Linked DNA regions of Homo sapiens: region 2 is linked to region 1. A link is a loop called in an ENCODE intact Hi-C map of the cell type or tissue named here. Cell type or tissue: psoas muscle. All regions are shown on one strand. Links, peaks and the distances in the headings refer to the core of each region. The heading gives the core; the rest is flanking DNA. Region 1 overlaps MINK1 (misshapen like kinase 1). Region 2 holds the start of CXCL16 (C-X-C motif chemokine ligand 16).

Region 1 (11,769 bases), core at 42-8,041:
CCTGCACCCTCACCCCACTCTCTAGAGAAGGGAGCCGCTCTCCCTCAGACTTGCCCCAAAGCCCCACCTCTTCCCCACTGCCACTTCCCCTCCCTCCCTGTGCCTTGGAGTGGGAGGGCCCCACTCCCGATGCCGTACCGGCCCCCAGGGGTATCTCTGCTCCCCTCTGCTGGCCCGCCTTCGCCTTCCTCCTCGTCGTCCTCACTGCTTTCCACCTCCTCGCTGGACGACGAGTAGTCCATGGCCTTCTTGGGAGGCCGAGGGGCCTCGTCCAGAGTCCGCTCTTTCAGCAACACAAAGTCCTGCAGGGAGGAGCCACGTGAGGGGCAGGGAGAAGCTGGGCCTGGGTGGAGGTAGACAAAGGGTGCCGGGACACCCCAGCAGGGCGACAGGAGGGGCTCCCACAAGCAGGCCCATCTCACTAACCTCACCAATTGCTCGCTTATAGCTCTGGGAGGGGCCGCAGGGGAAGAAAGAGCCAGAAGAGAGGTTAGGAGAGAGGTTAGGAGAGAGGTTAGGAAAGGTTAGCACCATGAGAAGCACCAGTCCCTCCATCCCCACAGCCCTTCTCGGTAGATCAGCGGAGACCCCACCCCTGACACCCAGCACCCTGAGGCTAAGCCCCAAACCAGGATGAGGCAGGCCATGCCTGCCACCAGGTGACTCACTGCGGGCCGGCCTGGCCGTGAGCGGTGGTCGTCGGGCTTGGCTTTATTCCCAGGGGAGAGCACAGGGGAGCTGTCCGGTTTGGAGGAGACTGGACGGCAGGGTGGAAGAAGGTCACTGATGCCTGAACAAGGGATGGCCTCAAGCCCACACCCTGAGCCCCAGAACTCAGCCCCAAGTTCCATACCCACACAGGTCCTCCCTGTCCGTGTGGGTGCCCCAGTCCAAAGCCACCAAAGGCAGGGTCCATGGTGATAAGCCCCCAGGCCCAGAGCAGGCTGCCCAGCCCTGGCTCACATACCTCCCACGCGGTTCCGCTCCAGTGAGCCAGCCTGGGGGAGGTGCCCGTGAGAGGCTGGAAGGACGCTGTCCGAGCGTTCCCAGCCAGGGTCGCTCCTCCTGAGGTCGGGGTTACTGTTGGGGGGGCAGAGTCAGGGTCAGGGAGGCACGGTGCTCCCTTCTCTGGGGTGCTGAGCTGCACTGCAGAGGGAGCCATCACCAGGGAAGCGGGTGGCAGAAGTGAGAGGTGAGAGTGAGTTGGGGGACAACTCTATTACCTAGAGGCGTTGGGCGGGCCAGGGGGCTGAGCAGGGGGCCCTGGAGGCTTTGGGGTGCCCCGCTCTGCCCGCCTTTGCAGATAGATTTGCCAGGCGGAGTTGCTGCGAGGTCTGTGAAGGGAGCACAGGGGTGCCGAGGGGGCGGCGGGGGGGCGCTGAGGTGATGGGGCTGGGGCTTTCCCACCCCCAGGCGGGTAGGCTGGTAAAGTCCCTGTGCCCCCCCTACTCCCTAGGCTGCCCTCAGACCTCACCCAGGCGTTGCCCTACCCAGGCATTACCTGGCACGGACTGCCTGGGCTGGCCGGGACCCTCCGGCCCCACTGGTGTTAAGGGCAGTGGCGATAGATGAGGTCCTCTGAGGCACCTGTGGAGAGAAGTCCACGTGCTGCGAGCTGGCGCTGCGACAGGCACTTCTCAGATGTTTAAGCCTCACCTCTGAGAGGTGAGCTCCCCCACTTTGATGGATGAGAAAACTGAGGTTCAGGGGAGTTAGTGAATACGTCCAGGGTTATGAAGCCGGATGATGGTGGAGCTGCGGTTCTAACTGGCAAAGTCTGCCCCTTAGCGCTCCCAAAACACCCTGGGCGTTTCTCCGTTCCCACGCTCCCCACAGGGATCGATGCCACCCCTCCACGTCGCGTCCTCAGCTGGACGGCTGACCCCGGCAGGGCAGCGCCCTGGCTTTCTCTCGCTTCCCGCCCTGCACTCTTCCTCCATGTGGCCTGCCCCTTCACTGCCCTCCTTCTCTTCATGACTAGCTCTCTGCTTTTCCCTGGGCCTGCAGAACTGTCCTTACCTTGGGTGGGGCCTCGTTATCTGGGCGGACCCAGGCTGGGGGATTCGGGCTGGGGCCAGGTCCTTCAGAGGTGGGGTCTGAATTCTGGCGGATGACAGCTCCTCGGGCACTGGGCGTGGCAGTGGGTGCGGGGATGGCAGGGTCGGGGTCATGGGAGGCTGGGAAGGCAGCCAGGTTTCGGGTGGGCTGGTCCTGCAGGGACTGGGATCGGGGTACAGGTGCTGCATATGGCTTCAGTGGGACCCGGTGTGCCACCAGGCTCTGCAGGGAGAGACCAGGGAGGGTGGGCTGCCTGCTCCATGGCACATCCCCACCTGCGAATTGGGGTCTGGGGTGGGAAAGGACTTTAGCTGCCCCTTCCTCCATTGAAGGACAAGGGGTTCCTTGAGCCTGATGACAGCTAAGTCAGGACAGACACAGGCAGCAAGAAGCAGGTGAGTGAGTCTGTCCACAAAGCCTGTGCTCTGTAATCCTGGCTCACGGCTGAGCAGGTGTGTGTGTGTGTGTGTGTGTGTGCGCGCGTGTGTGTGTACCTGTGCTCTGAACAAAGCTCCCTGTGTCTTCATTAAGACAGGGGTGGGGAGAGACTCACCTTGTGCGGTCCCTCCTGGGGCTCCACCGGCCTCTGCATAGGAGGAGTCTGGGAAAGGGGTCCTGGGGGCCCTGGGGAGGCCTGGGGGATGGGGGGCTCAGGCCCCGTGCTGCCTGGCTTGCTCTTGGCCAAGGGAGAGTTCTGCTGCTTGTTCATCCTTGTTCTCTCTTCTACCTGTGATGTGAAGGGATGTCAAGCAGGCCAGCTCTTGCCTCCCTGTTCTCAAAACTGAGGGTCCCACCTGCCCTAACTACTCCCGCCCTATGCTCTGTGCTGTGTGCTCCTTTCCCCTACTTGGTGCCTGCTACTGTGAACTACTACTTCTTGTGGCTCTCCAGGCCTCAGGCAGTGGGACTGCAGTCTCAGGAGGCAAAGGAGGCAGTGAGTACCTCTCGGGCCCAGGCTGGTTTGTCAGCGGGATTCATGCCCCGACCATAATGGTACAGGGGCTTCCTGTCCCCAGGCAGGAGCTGCTGCTGCTGCTGTTTCTGAAGCTGCTGCTGCTGTTGCTGCTGCTGCAGGGACTTGAGGTAGGCATGCTCCTGCTGCAGCTGCCTCTGGAGACGTTCTGACTGCCGCTGCTCCTCCAGCTGCTTCCGCTTGTATTCCTGGGCCCAAGGGTAGGGAGAGAGGGCTCAGCAGGGTGTGGCCCTGGGAGTTAGAGCAGGCATGCCCTCTCTTTTCTCCAACTGCCTAGAGAGGAGATGTATTCCCTTGATGTCCTGGGTGAATCCCTTCCCTTGAAGTGTTCCCATCCCGTTCCAGCAAAGAAGCTCTGAAAAGCATCTTCCCAGAGGACGCTGAGGGACCCGTTACCAGCAGCAGGGCCTGTTCCTGGAGCAGCTGTTGCTGAAGGATCTCGAGCTGTCGCTGCTCCTCCTCTAGCCTGTGACGAATATATTCCTGGGGGACGGGGTGTGGGGTGGGGGGCAGAGGGCAGGGAAGGAGGAAGAGGCAGAGGAGGGCAGCAGCAGCGAGTTGGAGAAGGAGGAAGGGATCCGCAGGAGAATGAGGGGGTGCAGGGGAAGAGTAAGAGAGAGGTAGGGGAGGGGATGACATGAGCCCCAGGGGGCCATGCGGCACAGATGGGGAAGAAGAGGGCACAGGGAATGAGGGGGGATGAGGAAGGGGTCGGGGAGTCAGGGATGGGGTAAAGAGATGGGAATGAGGCAGGGAAGGAAGAGGGAGGGGGTCAGGGTTGGGGTTGAAGGGTGGGAGAAAACAGAGAGAAAGAGTGAAGCTAGAAAAGATAGGAGGAATCTGGGGGTGGGGGAGAGAAGGGGGAAGGGCACGGGGAGCAGGGGCGGCAGGCAGCAGGAGCGGGAGGGCGGGAGGGCAGGGATGCGGGTGCGGCGCTCTACCTGCTCGCGCTCCGCCTGCCGCCGCTCCTCCTCCCGCCGCAGAGCCTGCATGTCCTCCAGCCGCCGCTGCTGCTCCTTCTCCTGCAGCTTCCGCTGCTCCCGCTCCCGCCGCTGTTGCTGTGGGGAGAGCCAGGTGGTCTTAAGAACCATACCGGACATCGCGTCAGCACTGCCCCTCCATGGACAGGGAGGGGAGCCCTCCTTGCTCACCACGGAGGGTGGTAAGAGAGACCGGCTTCCGCTTGTTTCTGCAACTATACCCATCCCCACCCAAGGGCCCGCGGGGCTGGGCTCGGGTAAACAGCCGGTAGCTGTGACGAGAGAGGCTGTGAGACTGACTGCTGCCTGTGGGGTGGGCTTAGCTAGACAACACCTTCCACTCCCCACACCCCACCAAACAACAAACCAAAGCCGAACTCAAAACAAGCCTCCCCAGCACTCCTAGCCTAAAATCGACCTTTGCCTGAAGTCCATATAGAGCGGGTCGTAGTGATAGCCTTTGGCCACAAGAGGGCACCAGGTGCCCGTGCACAGAAAGCACAGAAAAGAGGGACCTGGCCCACTCCTTGACAAGCACCAGTGCCCAGGTGGTACTTTACTTTCACGGTATTTCTGTGGTGGCTTTCACGAAGTCTACCACCACCACCACCAACAAAAGCACAAACCCTGAGGGACCCTTACACTTGAGGGAACTTGTGCCTACTTCTGCAATGAAGTTGCCAGCAGGCCTTCTCCAGGTAACACCTTGTTAGATAGGACTCTGTGGCTGGGCGCGGTGGCTCACACCTGTAATCCCAGCACTTTGGGAGGCCGAGGCAGGTGGATCACCTGAGGTCGGGAGTTCGAGACCAGCCTGACCAACATGCAGAAACCCTGTCTCTACTGAAAAAAATACAAAATTAGCCGGGCGTGGTGGCGCATTCCTGTAATCCCAGCTCCTCAGGAGGCTGAGGCAGGAGAATCACTTGAACCTGGGAGACGGAGGTTTTGCGGTGAGCCTAGAGTGCGCCACTGCACTCGTCACCCTGGGCAACAAGAGCAAAACTCCATCTCAAAAAAAAAAAAAAAAAAAAGATAGGACTTTGTTACTATACTATCTGAACGCTATATTTATTTTATTTTTTTATTTTTTGGAGACGGAGTCTTGCTCTGTTCCCCAGGCCAGTGGCGTGATCTCAGCTCACTACAACTTCCACCTCCCAGGTTCAAGCGATTCTCCTGCCTCAGCCTCCTAAGTAGCTGGAACTATAGGCGCGTGCACCACCACGCCTGGCTAATTTGTGTATTTTTAGTAGAGATGGGGTTTCACCATATTAGACAGGCTGGTCTCGAACTCCTGATCTCACGATCCGCCCCCATCCTCCGACTCCCAAAGTGCTGGGATTACAGGCGTGAGCCACCTCACCTGGCCTATATTTTCAAAACTGCACAAGGCTCTTCTGTAGCAGGTTTTCTTGCAAATTATTTTTTGTTCAACAATGAGAGGGCCTACTTTGGAGGTAGCAGGTGGACAGTGTGGGTGCTGCGGGTTATTGCTTATTATTATTAGAGACGGAGTCTTGCTCTGTCACCCAGGCTGGAGTGCAGTGGTGTGATCTCTGCTCACTGCAACCTCCGCCTCCCGGGTTCAAGCAATTCTCCTGCCTCAGCCTCCGGAGTAGCTGGGATTACAGGCATGCGCCACCACACCTGGCTAATTTTTGTATTATTAGTAGAGATGGGGTTTCACCATGTTGGCCAGGCTGGTCTCAAACTCCTGACCTCAGGTGATCTACCCACCTCAGCCTCCCAAAGTGATGGGATTACATTTTGTGTTAAGTCCAGCTCATCATGAAATTTGAAATCATATAATTGTTTCAACAGAAATGCCATTCATTTAAGGCATTTTAAAACCTGTTCTCCAAGGCCCTAATGGACCCGGGGCAGGTCAGGAGGAGGCCGCGCCAGGCCTGGGCCCTTCGGAGACAGCCCACCTCCTCCACGCGGCGCCGCTCCTCCTTCTGCTCCTCTATGCGCCGCTGCCGCTGGTGCAGCAGGTGTTTGATGTGTGCCTCGGGGTCTCGCTGCTGCTGCTGCTGCAGCTGCTGCTGCTGTTTTAAAGCCTCTGAGTTGCTCTTATTTTCCTGCTGGAGCCGGAGAAACTCCCGGCGTAGAGTCGACTCTCCAGGCACGTTCATGATGGAGCTGGGCAGGGGTGGCACAAAGAAGCACTGGGGTCAGAACCCTGTTGGTTCCCACTCTCAACCCCGTGGGCCCGCCTGAGTGGGTGCTTTAACTGGATCAAAGCCTCTGCCTCTGGCCACTCCCAGGTGGCCAGGAGACTTACCGTCCCCTTCTGCCCAGTCTTCAGTCCTGTCCTCCTTTCCTATTACTGCTGCGCCCCACATTCACCACAAATTGCTCTCTCCCCAGCTCTTGCTCAGTCATTGGTTCCACTTCTTAGCACTCAGAAATTTGGTTTCCAGGAGTCTCTACCTCTCTGTGCCCACCACCCCCAGGCTGAGAGTCCCCAAAGCCAAGCACCACTGTAGTCCCCCCACTCAGCGATGACCGCCCCAACCCCCACTCCACCTGCCAGGCCTACCTTGGCTCTCCTTCCTCTCCATGGCTGTCATCTTCCTCCTCGCTGCCGCTGTACTCATATTCTGTCTCCTCTGCAGGGGGAGGCCACTGCAGTTATCTCACCCAGCGCCCCAGACCCGCCGTGGGCTAGGGAAACCTTGGGTGGGGATAACCAGGTCTCTCTGGCTGGGCAAGCATGAGGGGCCCCACCCACTTCCTGGGGGCAATGGGAGGACAGCGGGTCTCAGGTGTGGGCCTGGACAGGACCGGGACTGGGTCCCAGGGCAGCTGAGGTGTGGCAGAGCCTGTGCTTGTGCTCGCACACACATGTGCTTAGCATGGAGTTTTTGTAAGGATGCGAAAGGCCGGTCCTCCTTTGGAAGGCTGATTCAGACTGGGAGGGAAAGGAGGGAAAACCCCTTGGGGGTTGCAAGTTTGAGAACGATCTCCTTGGACAGGGAGAGCTGGGGCCAAGGAGGGGAGCAGGAAGGGGTGCCAGGAGCGAGCAGGGCTGGCAGAGAGGAGCCAGGCTGGAGTGTCCCCTAGTACCTGCCCCCTCCAGCCTGCCCACTGACCTTTCTCACCCCGCTTCTTCCGGGATCGGTCAATGTGGTCCTTAAGCTGGATGCGGACCTGCCGCTCCGTGGGCTGGTCCCGGATGAAGGGAAACTTCAGTAGCTGCTCCGTGGGTGGGCGGCTCAGGTAAGTCTTGATGAGACATGTGTCAATGAAGTCAATGAACTTCTTAGACCTGGAAACAGTGGTGGCTCACACTGGGAGGGTCCCCTCAGAAGGGATGGGTGCAGGAGGAAGAGGGTGGATCATTCATCCACAAGCCACCTTGACGTCCCTCCTGTCTTCATATCCCAACACCAGTCACCGCCCTCTGCCCCCCAGAATCTCTTCTCTGGTGAGATCCAAGCCTGAGCACAGAGGGCATGAAGGTGGGGATGGCCTTGTCCAGGGACCTTCCTTCCCAGAGCCCACACTCTCAGAGACCTACCACTTCTTGGACTTGAGCCTGGGCGGAGGGTTCCGAGGAATGAGGAAGAGGGCTCGCATGGGGTGCATGTCACACAGAGCTGGACACAGAGGAGACACCCTCAGTCCCTTTCACTGCACTGGGAGCTACAGGACCCTTCCTCGGCAGGGTCCCAGGACCCACCTCCTCCCTACAGCCACTCTCTGGGCCCTTCCTTTCCCTCCCCTCCCACTCCCGGCAGACTCAGAACTTACGGGGGGCTCCCTCTGCCATCTCGATGGCTGTGATTCCTAGAGACCAAATATCACTCTATAGACGGGAAAGAAGGAACAAGTGAATATTCCTGACAACTCTGCCCTGCAACCTCTCTTCACCCACCATCCTGGCCTCTCAGGAGCCTTCCTGGGCCACACCCATTCCTGCAGCAGTGCCTTCCAACCCATCCCATCTTCCCACCCACACTTGCCTTGCCGTAAGATGTTCCCCAGCCCCTCACTGCTAACATCATCTGACCTTCCTCTGTTCCCCAGCCTGCTCAGGCCCCGTGGTCCCCATATTGCTTCCCGCCCTTGGCAGCCCCCATGCTCCCAACTTTCCACTCCATACCCTGTAATCATAGGTGGCATCAGGGTTCTCATCACAGGCGATGACCTCTGGAGCCATCCAGTAGGGAGTCCCAATGAAAGTGTTCCGTCTGCCCACGGTGCGGTCCAGCTGAGCACTCACCCCAAAATCCACTGTGAAGACACAGAGGGAGGGGTCAGTGTGGGGAGTCACCTCTGCTCCCTTGCCTCACATCCCTGCGTGCACACACAGGACTTGCCTGAGCCAGCTGTGGTCCTGGCCCGACCCAGACACCCCAGCACCCTCCTTTACCCCACCACCATCCTGAAGAACCCGATTCCATCTTCCAGCATCTTAGAGAAAAACCCAGGTAAAAGGATCACGGACAGCATCCCAGGCAGGAGGGCCATCAGATCCCATCTCCCCAGAGCAACCTGCAGAGCACCTGGCCCGTAACAGGTGACAGGTGAAGAGCTTCCTGAGGGATTTTCAGCAGGAGGCAGGGCATTCCAGGGGGAGAGGGGAAAGGGGAGGGAGTGAGCCTCCCCAGTAGGAAGGGAGTTGGGCCTGAGCCACCAGAGAGAAAAAGGGGCCCCTCATTCTCTGTTCTGGAGGTGAAAGGTCCTCGTCAGCCTCAGAAGGAGCCGGCGCACCTAGCTTGACCTCAGCATTCTCTGTCAGCAGCACATTCTGCCCCTTGATGTCTCGATGGATCACCTTGTGGGCATGGAGATGGGCCAGACCCTGGGACAGGAGAGCAGGGAAAATTAGCCATGGTGTTGGATGGGGTAGGAAAGAGTAAGTGGGGAGTGAGTTGAGGGGACAAGGAGCAGTCAGTCTGGACAGGGCTGGGCTGAAGGAGCAGACCTTCTCCACCAGGAGCCCAAGCAAGCTGAGCTGTCCTGGAGAGCTTCCTCAGAGAGGTGGCTCCAGGTGAATTCCCAGCAGTTGCAGGGTTACAGGTGGAGAAGCGGCAGAGCTTGGAAACAGGAGCTTGTCTCCTCCAACAGCCTGAGACTTCCCAAGGTGTGGACCCTGCTTCCACATCCCACCCGCATCAGGCCTGCTGCTCCCTAAAGAGGGCAGTGATGTCTCCTCCCAGCGCAGGGAGGATCTTTGCTCATGGAGAAACTCCAGCCAGGGTAGCGGAGGAGAAGACAAGGGGAGGGGCCTTGAGCTCACCCTGAGGATCTCCCTGCAGATATAGGCGATACAGTCCTCCTTCAGGGCGTTGCCTTTTGTGTTCTTTACCAGGTCAGTCACTGAACCAGCACCACAGAACTCCATCACCAGCTAGGATCCCAGGAAGGTACCGAAAGGAAAAGTATCAGTCAGACAAGCCCTCCCACCCCTGCCCCAATCCCCTGCTAGACTCCTGGAGGAGGATAAGAGACCTTGGGGTTAGAACTGGTATGAGCTAGAGAGCAAGGGCCACAGAAGCCTCACAAAGGCCACAGGATTTCCTCAAGTCAAGACAGAGAGGGAAAAAGGCTGGGTGCGGTGGCTCATGCCTGTAATCCCAGCACTTTGGGAGGCTGAGGCAGGCGGATCACCTGAGGTCAGGAGTTCAAGACCAGCCTGGCCAACATGGTGAGCAAGACTCCGTCTCAAAAAAAAAAAAAAAAAAGAGGAGAAGGAATACAGATGGAAAAGAACTGGCAGGGTGGGGCTGGGTTTAGAGTAGGAGTCCAAGGAATCCCTGAAACTGTAAACAAAATGATGCAGGTATATGCATTTTCCCTGAGGAAGGGTCTAGTACTTTCATCAGATTCTCATTGGGATTCCAAACCCTACAGCGGTTAAGAACTACTGCTTTATGGCTGGGCGCGGAGGCTCACTCCTGTAATCCCAGCATTTTGGGAGGCCGAGGTGGGTGGATCACAAGGTCAGGAGTTCAAGACCATCCTGGATAACACGGTGAAACCCTGTCTCTACTAAAAAAAAAAAAAAAAAAAAAGTAGCCGGGCGTGGTGGCGGGCTCCTGTAGTCCCAGCTACTTGGGAGGCTGAGGCAGGAGAACGGCGTGAACCCGGAAGGCGGAGCTTGCAGTGAGCTGAGATTGCGCCACTGAACTCCAGCCTGGGTGACAGAGTGAGACTCTGTCTCAAAAAACAAACAAACAAAAAACCCAAAACAAAATACTACTGCTTTGGGCCGGGCTCAGTGGCTCATGCCTGTAATCCTAGCACTTTGGGAGGCCAAGGCGGGCGGATCATGAGGTCAGGAATTCGAGACCATCCTGGCTAACATGGTGAAACCCCATCTCTACTAAAAATACAAAAAATTAGCCGGGCGTGGTGGTGGGCACCTGTAATCCCAGCTACTCAGGATGCTGACACAGGAGAATCGCTTGAACCTGGGAGGCAGAGGTTGCAGTGAGCCGAGATCGCGCCGCTGCACTCCAGCCTGAGTGACAGAGCAAGACTCTGTCTCAAAAAAAAAAAAAGGAACTTCTGCTTTGGATCAGGGCTGGCCCAAGGCCTGCTTCTATATGGTCAGCAAGTCAAGAATGGTTTTCACTTTTTTTTTTTTTTTGAGACAGGGTCTTACTCTGTCGCCCAGAGTGGAGTGCAGTGGCGCGATCTCAGCTCACTGCAACCTCCGCCTCCCAGGTTCAAGCGATTCTCCTGCCTCAGCCTCCCAAGTAGCTGGGATTACAGGCGCATGCCACCACGCCCGGCTAATTTTTGTATTTTCAGTAGAGACGAGGTGTCACCGTGTTGGCCAGGCTGGTCTTGAACTCCTGACCTCAGGTGATCCTCCTGCCCCAGCCTCCCGAAGTGCTGGGATTACAGGCTTGAGCCATTGCGTCTGGCCTGGGTTTTACATTTTTAAATGGTTGCGGGAAAAAACAAAAAAAGGAATCCTAAATGACATGTGAAAGTGTAAAACATTGAAACGTGAGTGACCGCAGTGAGGGTGCTGGGGTTATAGCCACACTCATTCGTTTACGTACTGACTATTGCTGCTTTCGTGGTACAACAACAGAACCGTGTAGCTGGGACAGCAAATATGACCCGCAAAGCCTGAAATATTTACCATCTGGCCCTTCACAGAAGAAGTTTGCCAGTCCCTGACTTAGAAGCAGAAAGGGGGCTAAGAAATAGTGATTCTCTAGGTCTGCTAGAGACATAAAGATTGCATAGGGTCTACCTCGACAGCTGCAACAGGGAACCTGGGAAGACCCTGAGAGAAACTCCTCCAGCACAGAGAGTAACAAGGCCAGGAGATGAGGAGGGCTCTGGGTCTGCACCTCCCAGGGAGAGCAGCTGAGACCCGCAGGCAGAGAAGATGGCTCCAACCAGTCTTCCTGGAAATCAGCATGCTTGTCCAAGTTTTCACTAAAAGCCACATCCAATGCAGGAAAAGGTTGGGTGGACACATATATTTGCATATGCAATAAAAGTAATTTGCATGTGCCTATTCCTTGGAGAGCAGAGCACAGTGAGAGGAGGGGAGGACCTGTGCCCAACAGGTCCAGAAGGGGGCGCCCGGCCACTAATGCCTCTAGCCTGCCGCGATCTCCACCACACACACCTGGCAGGTAGACCTCCCTGTCACCTTTCTCCCTTTCTTTGTGTGCATGAGTGTGTGTGTTCCCAAAAAGCCAAAGGGCCTTGGAGGCCAGGACCATGGCTCATGCTCATCTATACAGAGTATACAGAAGTGCTTAGTAAGTGCTTCTCTGA
Region 2 (8,631 bases), core at 1-8,000, 150 kb after region 1:
TTTTTTTGAGACAGAGTCTTGCTCTATCACCCAAGCTAGAGTGCAGTGGCGTGATCACGGGACACTACAGCCTCGACCTCTTGGACTCAAACGATTCTCCCACCTCAGTCTCCCGAGAATTGTGACCACAAGCGAGTGCACCATGCCTGACTAATTTTTTCTATTTTTTGTAGAGACAGAGTCTATGTTGCCCAGGCTGATCTCAAATTCCTGGGCTCAAGTTGGCCTCCCAAAGTGCTGGGATTACGGGTGTGAACCATTGCCCGGCCTAGAACCCCAGCCTTGAACTCTCCCTAGCCTCCCGCGAGGACCCTGGTTCTAAGTCTGGTTCCAGTCAGGCCGGGAACTACCATTTCTGAGTGCCTCCAGCGTACCAGGCACCAAGCCAAGATAATCCTTGTAACAATTCCATGGGCCTTCTCCGTATCCCTCATGAGGACACGGAAGCTTCAAGAAGTAAAGTGGTTTGTTTAAGGTCACACTGCAGTTAGTGGTGGAGCTGGGAAGCAAGTAAGTGTTTGAATCCCTGTCCCCCAATCCCTGCACGCTCTCAGGGACCCAGACACTCAGGCCTCGGCTTCAGAGACCCTGTCTCCAGCCCCAAACACCCAGCCCCTGCCCTTGTTCCAGGGATCTAGGCTCTAGCCCCAGACACTCAGCCTTCAACTGCAGGACCCTGTTCCCAGACATCTAATTCCCAGTCTCAAAGACCTGGTCCCAGTTTCCCCCAACCATTCTGACCTCCTTATGGTACCTGCGGTGTAGGTAAAAGGCAGGGTTGCCAGTTCTCCTGCCCGCTCCATGAAGGCTGCAAGCCTTGGGCACCAAAATCGGTGACTCACATCATCTGGGCACCGCTGCCAGTCAGCCCGGAGACAAGCCTCTCCACAATACAAGACAGCACTACACTGGGGGCTGGGGACACAGCGGGTGGTGGGCACCTAGTGTTAACCTCTGTAGGTCCTGTCTGCTGTTCAACTGCCCAGCAGCTGCCCATATGTCACTCGGTCTGTTTGTCTTACACCCTCTAACCGCCTGTAACAGTCTGTATTGTTTCCTCTGCATCTTCTCATGTCCCTGCCTCTCCTTCTGTCTGCTAGGCGCCCCCCACCACCCTGCCTTCCTTCTATTTGCCTATTGGGGTCTTCCTCTCCCCCAGCTTTGGGGCTGCTCACCAAGGTGTCAGCTTCGCTTCAAAGCTGTGCCTGTGACACACATGGCAGGTTCGAGCACGAAGGGAAGCAAAGGTGAAGCCTGGCCGGGGACCCCATGTCCGCATTGGGGTTTTGGCTAACTTCACACCTAGCCTTGGGACCAAGCTCTCCAGCTCTCTAAATGCAGTTGGGGGGGAGATGGCATCAGGCTGGAGGAGGTGCTTGGGAATCCAGGGCCCGAGTCCTCCCCAGCCTCAGATACCAGATTTCTATACCGATGCAGCCGGGCATCTCCCACAGTAAGCTGTCGGGGCTTTCGGGGATCCCCAGAGCCCATGGGACAGGCCATGCTGTGACAGAGGAGAGCATAGGCCCAAGGAGCCAGGTCCTTGGTCCCTGAGCCCCAGCTTGCGGTTCCCTGGGCTCCATCCACTAGCAGATCAATGCCCAAGATGGTGCCATGCTCATCCGTCACAAGTAAGAGACAGGAAACGTGCAGGGGGGCAGCCTCTGGGGAAAGAGGGAAAAGTTGAGGTGGTAGGGGGCAGCGAGAGACAAATGTGGTCAGGGTCAGGAGTACCAAACTCAAATACCTACGGGGCTAGGCAAGTAACCTCACTGAGTAAAGGGCTCTGGGTAGAGAGGGCACGCTCCTTCTAAAGGGGACAGCTGCTACAGAGGACCAGAATGCGCTGCCATGCAGAAATGTAGGCCCACTGTCAGAGCTTGAGATTTTTCTTGGGAATGTGTAAATCCAGACTTCTGGATACTTTTTTTCTTGCAATGTTTAAACATTAAATTAAAAAAAAAAACCCCACTGTGGGTCAATAAAAACACCTTTTCAGGCCAGATTGGCCTGAAGGCCAGCACTCAGAACTAGTGGCAGGGGAGGGCTTCCGAAGGGAGGATGGCTGGGCAAGGGGTAGGGCAGGGCCAGCCCTGGGTTCTTACCACTCCTCTGTCCCTTCCTCTTCTGGGGTCTTGTTTCGTTCTCCACCCTGTCCTCTCGGCAGCCATCCTTGCCACCTCCTGCCTCCCGGGCAGCCTCCTCTGACTCTCCTGGAGGGTTTGTTTCCTGGGGGGACTCCCTGCTGGTAGGGGCTAGCTCCCGGTCCTCCTCTGGTTCCACCTTCTCTGTGCTGCCTGCACCCCCGTCCTCTCTCTTCTCTTCTTCTTCATCTTCCTCCTCTTCCTCCTCCCCTTCCTCCCCATCCTCTAGGCTGACAAAGCTGATGTAGGGGCTCAGGTCTCGCAGGTGGAGTGGAGGGTTGTCTCCCAGGAGCCAGGCAGTCCCCAGGCCTGGTCCAGGACCTGGTTCTGCCCCTTGCCCCAGGCTGATGCCCACACTATGGTTGGGCAGGACATGGAGCACCCAAAGGGCAGGGTCCTGGGGTAGCCTTCTGATCTGGGCCTCCAGCTGCCGGCAGCGGCCCTCAAGGCTAGTCCCTACAGCTCCACGCTCTGCCACAAACTTTCGGAACCAGCCGAAGAGAAGGGCAGTGAAATCAAGGAACTCATCCCGGTATCCAGACACAAACTCCATGTCTTCAGCGGCACAGGGCCCCGGCCCAGACTGAGCAAAAGAAGGGATATATGGTGAGGGACAGGAGAGCAATGATGGAGTTTGGGGCTGGGTCACAAATTGAGGGAGAGGGTAGGTTTGAGAGTCACTTAGGGTTGGATCCGTGGATATGCTAGGAGCGGAGAAGAGGATTTTTCAGGGCTGAGGATGGGAGTTTAGGGAGGAAAATGGGGGCTGGACTTGAAAGTGGGTGACCAGGGTTGGAGAAGACTACTCAGGGATGAGATGGTATTTGGGGCTTAAAATTGGAGAGTTCACACCCTCAAAAGCAGAGTTTAAATTAAGGCTAGAGAGGAGAGAGGGCTAATCCTATCGGGAACGGTTTGGTGGGGAGGGAAGCATTTTGGATGCGTCTGTGGGGTATGGGAGTGGGAGCGAGGGGGTTCCCTGGGCTCGGATCTGCGTGGCGGGCAGCCCCGGTAGACCTAGCCCCTCCCGGCCGCCCCACTCCTCCGGTACCTGCAGCCGCCACCACTTTTCGAAGGTAAATACCTCGCGGTGGAGGGTGCGCGGGTGCGGTTGTGACGTCAGGGCTGCCCGAGCCCTCGCCGGCTCAGCGGGCGGCCACGCCCCCCGGGCTCGGTGCGTCCGCGGGTGGCTGCCCCGCAGGTGCGCGCGGCCGGGGCTGGCGGCGACTCTCTCCACCGGGCCGCCCGGGAGGCTCATGCAGCGCGGCTGGGTCCCGCGGCGCCCGGATCGGGGAAGTGAAAGTGCCTCGGAGGAGGAGGGCCGGTCCGGCAGTGCAGCCGCCTCACAGGTCGGCGGACGGGCCAGGCGGGCGGCCTCCTGAACCGAACCGAATCGGCTCCTCGGGCCGTCGTCCTCCCGCCCCTCCTCGCCCGCCGCCGGAGTTTTCTTTCGGTTTCTTCCAAGATTCCTGGCCTTCCCTCGACGGAGCCGGGCCCAGTGCGGGGGCGCAGGGCGCGGGAGCTCCACCTCCTCGGCTTTCCCTGCGTCCAGAGGCTGGCATGGCGCGGGCCGAGTACTGAGCGCACGGTCGGGGCACAGCAGGGCCGGGGGGTGCAGCTGGCTCGCGCCTCCTCTCCGGCCGCCGTCTCCTCCGGTCCCCGGCGAAAGCCATTGAGACACCAGCTGGACGTCACGCGCCGGAGCATGTCTGGGAGTCAGAGCGAGGTGGCTCCATCCCCGCAGAGTCCGCGGAGCCCCGAGATGGGACGGGACTTGCGGCCCGGGTCCCGCGTGCTCCTGCTCCTGCTTCTGCTCCTGCTGGTGTACCTGACTCAGCCAGGTTAGCCGGGGGCGGGGCAGGGGACCCAGATTCCCCTGTCACGGGAAGGGGGTGAGTTGGGGAGGGGACACGAGGCCCACGGAGTTGAGTGGATGAAGGCAGCGGGGACAAGAGGAAAGCCAGCCAGCCGCCTGGGGTTGGGGACAGAGGCCCGGGGACGCCTGGCTCCGGGCGGGATTATGGATGTTGTCGGGGGCGTGATGATGTGTGGGTTGAGCCTGGCGCTCTGACCCTGGGTCCACCGAGAGGCTGTCATGGGGCTGTGGATTGGATGCCAGGGAACAGCGGAGTGGGGACCCTGGGCCTGGGAATGGGTGCCGACCACCTCCGTCCCGCGCAGGCAATGGCAACGAGGGCAGCGTCACTGGAAGTTGTTATTGTGGTAAAAGAATTTCTTCCGACTCCCCGCCATCGGTTCAGTTCATGAATCGTCTCCGGAAACACCTGAGAGCTTACCATCGGTGTCTATACTACACGAGGTAATTTTACCTGCCTCTGCGAGGGCAGCGCCTGGGCGGCCCCTCCTTGCAGGTGCCTCCAGGACCCTCTCTGGTCCAGCCTGAACTCCTTCCCGGCTCACCGAGCCCCATCTCCGGGTTCCGTTTGCTCTCATTCCCCGAAACTTCATGACTCCGTCTCACCTACTGGGGAGTTTCCCAGTCCCAGGAGAAAGGGCTCTTTCTTGGTGGCAACTTCACGCCTCTGGAATGAGGAAGGAGCCGGGGAAGGAAAGAAGGCGCCGCAGCTAAGCCCAGGTCTCTCCTCCGCAGGTTCCAGCTCCTTTCCTGGAGCGTGTGTGGGGGCAACAAGGACCCATGGGTTCAGGAATTGATGAGCTGTCTTGATCTCAAAGGTGAGACTTTTCCACTGCTCTTCAGGCTCTGCCTCCAGGGCTTAGCAGCTTCCACCTGACAGTTTTCTTTACCTGAGCCTTTTCCCCTGGGGCCGCACATTCCTAGAACCTTCTTCTGATCCTGTCCAAAGTACTTAGACTCGAGTCCCTGTTTGCCAAACGGGGTGATCATTCACCATCACCTTCATGAGTTTTGCCAATTCATTCTACCACGTGTGCTATTGTCTACTTATTAATATTTTTCTTGAAATCAAAGTACTATTTTATTTTATTTTTTTGAGATGGAGTCTCACTCTGTCACCCAGGCTGGAGTGCAGTGGCACGATCTTGGCTCACTGCAACCTCTGCCTCCCAGGTTCAAGAGATTCTCCTGCCTCAGCCTCCTGAGTAGCTGGGATTACAGGCGCGCACCACCAAGCCTGGCTAATTTTTGTATTTTTAGTAGAGACAGGGTTTCACCATGTTGGCCAGGCTGGTCTCGAACTCCTGGCCTTGTGATCCACCCGCCTCGGCCTCCAAAAGTGCTAGGATTACAGGCGTGAGCCACCACACCTGGCCTATTTTTCTTTTCCAATATTTTATTATGAAAATTTACACATATACAAAAGTTGAAAGAATGGCACACTGAATATCCAGTGCCTCCACCTAGATTCTACAATTTTATTTATATATGTATATTTTACATATTTACATAAACATATATTTTACACTATCAATTTTACAGCAATTACACGATATTTGCTTTATTAAGTATCCATCTATTCATTCTTCTATCCATCATCCATCACCTTATTTCTTGATGCATTTCTTTTTTTTTTTTTTTTTTTTTTTTAATGGAGTCTTGCTCTGTCGCCCAGGCTGGAGTGCAATGGTGCCCTCAGCTCACTGCAGCCTCCGCCTCCCAGGTTCAAGCAATTCTCCTGCCACAGCCTTCCGAGTAGCTGGGATTGCAGGTGCCCGCCACCATGCCCAGCTAATTTTTGTATTTTTTTAGTAGAGATGGGGTTTCACCGTGTTGGTCAGGCTGGTCTCAAACTCCTGACCTCAGGTGATCCACCTGCCTCAGCCTCCCAAAGTGCTGGGATTACAGGTGTGAACCGCAGTGCCCGGCCTCTTGATGCATTTCAAGGCAGATTGTGGACATCATTGCACTTCATCCCAAGACATTTCAGCATGTATATTAAGTAGAGTTCAATATTTTAATGCTTTTTTTTCTTTTGAGTTCAAATTTACATACAATGAAATGAATTACTTTTAAGTGTGCACAAACTAGTTTTGAAAACTTAAGTAGAGGCCAGGACGGTGGCTCACTCCTGTAATCCTAGCTCTTTGGGAGGTTGAGGCCGGTGGATCACCTGAGGTCAGGAGTTTGAGACCAGCCTGACCAACATGGTAAAACCCCATCTCTACTAAAAATACAAAATTAGCCAGGCATGGTGGCATGTGCCTGTAATTCCAGCTACTCAGGAGGTTGAGGCAGGAGAATCACTTGAACCTGGAGGCGGAGGTTGCAGTGAGCCGAGATCAGGCCATTGCACTCCAGCCTGGGCAACAAAAAAAAAGAAAGAAAACTTAAATAGTAAATTATCCTAAGCAATAATATCTGTGAAGTCACAAGTTTGATGCATTGGTTATATTTTTCTCTTAAAATAAATATACAACCATTAAAATACAAAAGGTTCTTCCATGTCCTAGCTAAAGTTTTGTAGGATCTGTGTCATCCATACTGCCTTTAAGTCTGCCTAGACCTCTATGATTTCCTTTCATCCTCCCAGGAACCCTGGCCCTTGGTACTACAATTATCCTCATTTTACAGCTGGAAGATATCACTTCCGGAGAGGTTAGGGACAAGGGGTGAGGTTACACAGCTACTTGAGGTTACACAGCTACTTTACAGCAGAGCTTGGAATCCAACCCTGGTCTTCTGATTTCCCAGTTCATGACACCCACTTGTCTCGTGGTTCGCTCACTTCCTTGTCCCCTACCTTTTCCGTCTGTCATCTGCCTTCCTCTTCTGGCCTTCAGCGTGATAACCTCCCTGACTCACTCTTCCCTCTGTTGGAGCTCAGAACATGACACTCCAAAACATGGCACCTTGGTAATTACGAAAACAGCAGAAGTAAGTAGCTCACTCTGCTCTGTTTTTCTGTGAGAGCTGGCCATAAAGGAATTCTCTAACTTCACGTGGAAGTAGGTCATAGGCTCTCATTTCAGATGGGTCCTGCCCTATACTTGGAGGCCAAGAAGAATCTGGACAGGCCTTGCTGGTCCCCCACCCCCCATTTATTGCCATTAGATCATACCCTTTTTGTCCAATCATACTTCTTTTTTTTTTTTGAGATGGAGTTTCGCTCTTGTTGCCCAGGCTGGAATGCAGTTGTGCAATCTTGGCTCACTGCAACCTCCACCTCCTGGGTTCAGGCGATTCTGCCTCAGCCTCCCATGTAGCTGGGATTACAGGCACATGACACCATGCCTGGCTAATTTTGTATTTTTAGTAGAGACTGGGTTTCTCCATGTTGGTCAGACTGGTCTCGAACTCCCGACCTCAGGTGATCCACCCACCTCAGCCTCCCAAAGTGCTGGGATTACAGGCGTGAACCACCGCGCCCGGCCAATCCAATCATACGTCTATACAGCTGTCCATTCTTCACAGCAAGCCTAAGCATAAAAATGCACTTTTCTCGGGTCTTTGTTTCTGAAGGTTCCTATGTCATGTAAAACTGTGATTAAATAAATGTTAGGCTTTTCTCTTGTTAATGTTTTTTATTTATAGGGGTATCAGCCTTGACCCTTGCGATGGGTGAGGAAAAGATATTACTTTTTCTCCCCTACACCTCTATCTGCTTTTTCACCTTGTCTCCTGATAGTCCTGATTCCTCATTTCTTTCCTTTCCAGAATGTGGACATGCTTACTCGGGGATTGTGGCCCACCAGAAGCATTTACTTCCTACCAGCCCCCCAATTTCTCAGGCCTCAGAGGGGGCATCTTCAGATATCCACACCCCTGCCCAGATGCTCCTGTCCACCTTGCAGTCCACTCAGCGCCCCACCCTCCCAGTAGGATCACTGTCCTCGGACAAAGAGCTCACTCGTCCCAATGAAACCACCATTCACACTGCGGGCCACAGTCTGGCAGCTGGGCCTGAGGCTGGGGAGAACCAGAAGCAGCCGGAAAAAAATGCTGGTCCCACAGCCAGGACATCAGCCACAGTGCCAGTCCTGTGCCTCCTGGCCATCATCTTCATCCTCACCGCAGCCCTTTCCTATGTGCTGTGCAAGAGGAGGAGGGGGCAGTCACCGCAGTCCTCTCCAGGTAAACTGGACCTTTGAACCCTCCCCCCAGGGACCCAGAGCCTTCCTGACAGGCATCCTGACCCAGTGGCTCTCAGGTGGCTGGAAACCTGGCCTTGGCACACAAGTATCAAGGTTGTCTGCACAAGGTTGACTCTGGGCCCTCTGAGGACAGTCAGTCGGGGACTGTAGACAGTGGAGAGGGAAGGAAGCCACCACAGGCACAAGGACTAGTGCTTGGAGCAACATCATGGAGAAGATGGCTAGAGCAAGCTAGTGGGAGATGAAGCTGTGGAGGGAGGTGAGGGCCAGTCATTCAATTCACAAATTTTCACTGAGCACCTACTGTGGGCCAGGTCATAGTGTTGATGTCTTCATCTGATTCCCTAGTTCAAGCTATCATCCCCCAAACACTGTCCTTGATCTCAGAGCTCATCTCTCAATTTCTTTATCCTTTCCAGATCTGCCGGTTCATTATATACCTGTGGCACCTGACTCT

The links. A loop is a pair of places that touch in the nucleus more often than their neighbours do. Peaks named below come from ENCODE experiments on the same cell type or tissue, not always from the same donor. Only the 100,000 strongest peaks of a DNase experiment are listed, where the experiment ranks them.
Region 2: a loop joins it to region 1, with 3 times the contacts of the local background. A loop is called at or near these places in 78 of 110 quality-filtered maps.

What each region holds. Positions count from the first base shown.
Region 1 is chr17:4,881,967-4,893,735 of GRCh38, reverse strand. It overlaps MINK1 (misshapen like kinase 1), which reads right to left. Exons shown (of 32, transcript NM_153827.5): 5 at 9,263-9,373; 6 at 8,734-8,824; 7 at 8,123-8,253; 8 at 7,771-7,825; 9 at 7,538-7,616; 10 at 7,110-7,285; 11 at 6,557-6,626; 12 at 5,946-6,156; 13 at 3,973-4,089; 14 at 3,001-3,219; 15 at 2,612-2,785; 16 at 2,020-2,280; 17 at 1,502-1,587; 18 at 1,224-1,334; 3 more. It also overlaps the pseudogene RN7SL784P. Among named protein-coding and RNA genes, the nearest start is that of C17orf107, 12 kb to the left of the region's middle. RefSeq lists an enhancer at 11,392-11,441 and a silencer at 11,622-11,671. In psoas muscle, for the core only: a CTCF peak has its summit at 4,474 (motif pointing right); DNase peaks (open chromatin) are centred at 695 and 4,505.
Region 2 is chr17:4,734,615-4,743,245 of GRCh38, reverse strand. It overlaps CXCL16 (C-X-C motif chemokine ligand 16), which reads left to right and starts at 3,318. Exons shown (of 6, transcript NM_001386809.1): 1 at 3,318-3,985; 2 at 4,326-4,464; 3 at 4,756-4,838; 4 at 7,738-8,154; 5 at 8,594-8,631. The coding sequence starts at 3,907. It overlaps ZMYND15 (zinc finger MYND-type containing 15), which reads right to left and starts at 3,413. Exons shown (of 14, transcript NM_001136046.3): 1 at 3,196-3,413; 2 at 2,106-2,727; 3 at 1,430-1,664; 4 at 1,176-1,331; 5 at 755-915. The coding sequence starts at 2,697. RefSeq lists a silencer at 3,227-3,446 and enhancers at 2,995-3,899, 3,900-4,805. In psoas muscle, for the core only: no CTCF peak of the experiment used is centred there; DNase peaks (open chromatin) are centred at 3,665 and 3,885; H3K4me3 peaks cover 2,194 bases; H3K27me3 peaks cover 4,688 bases.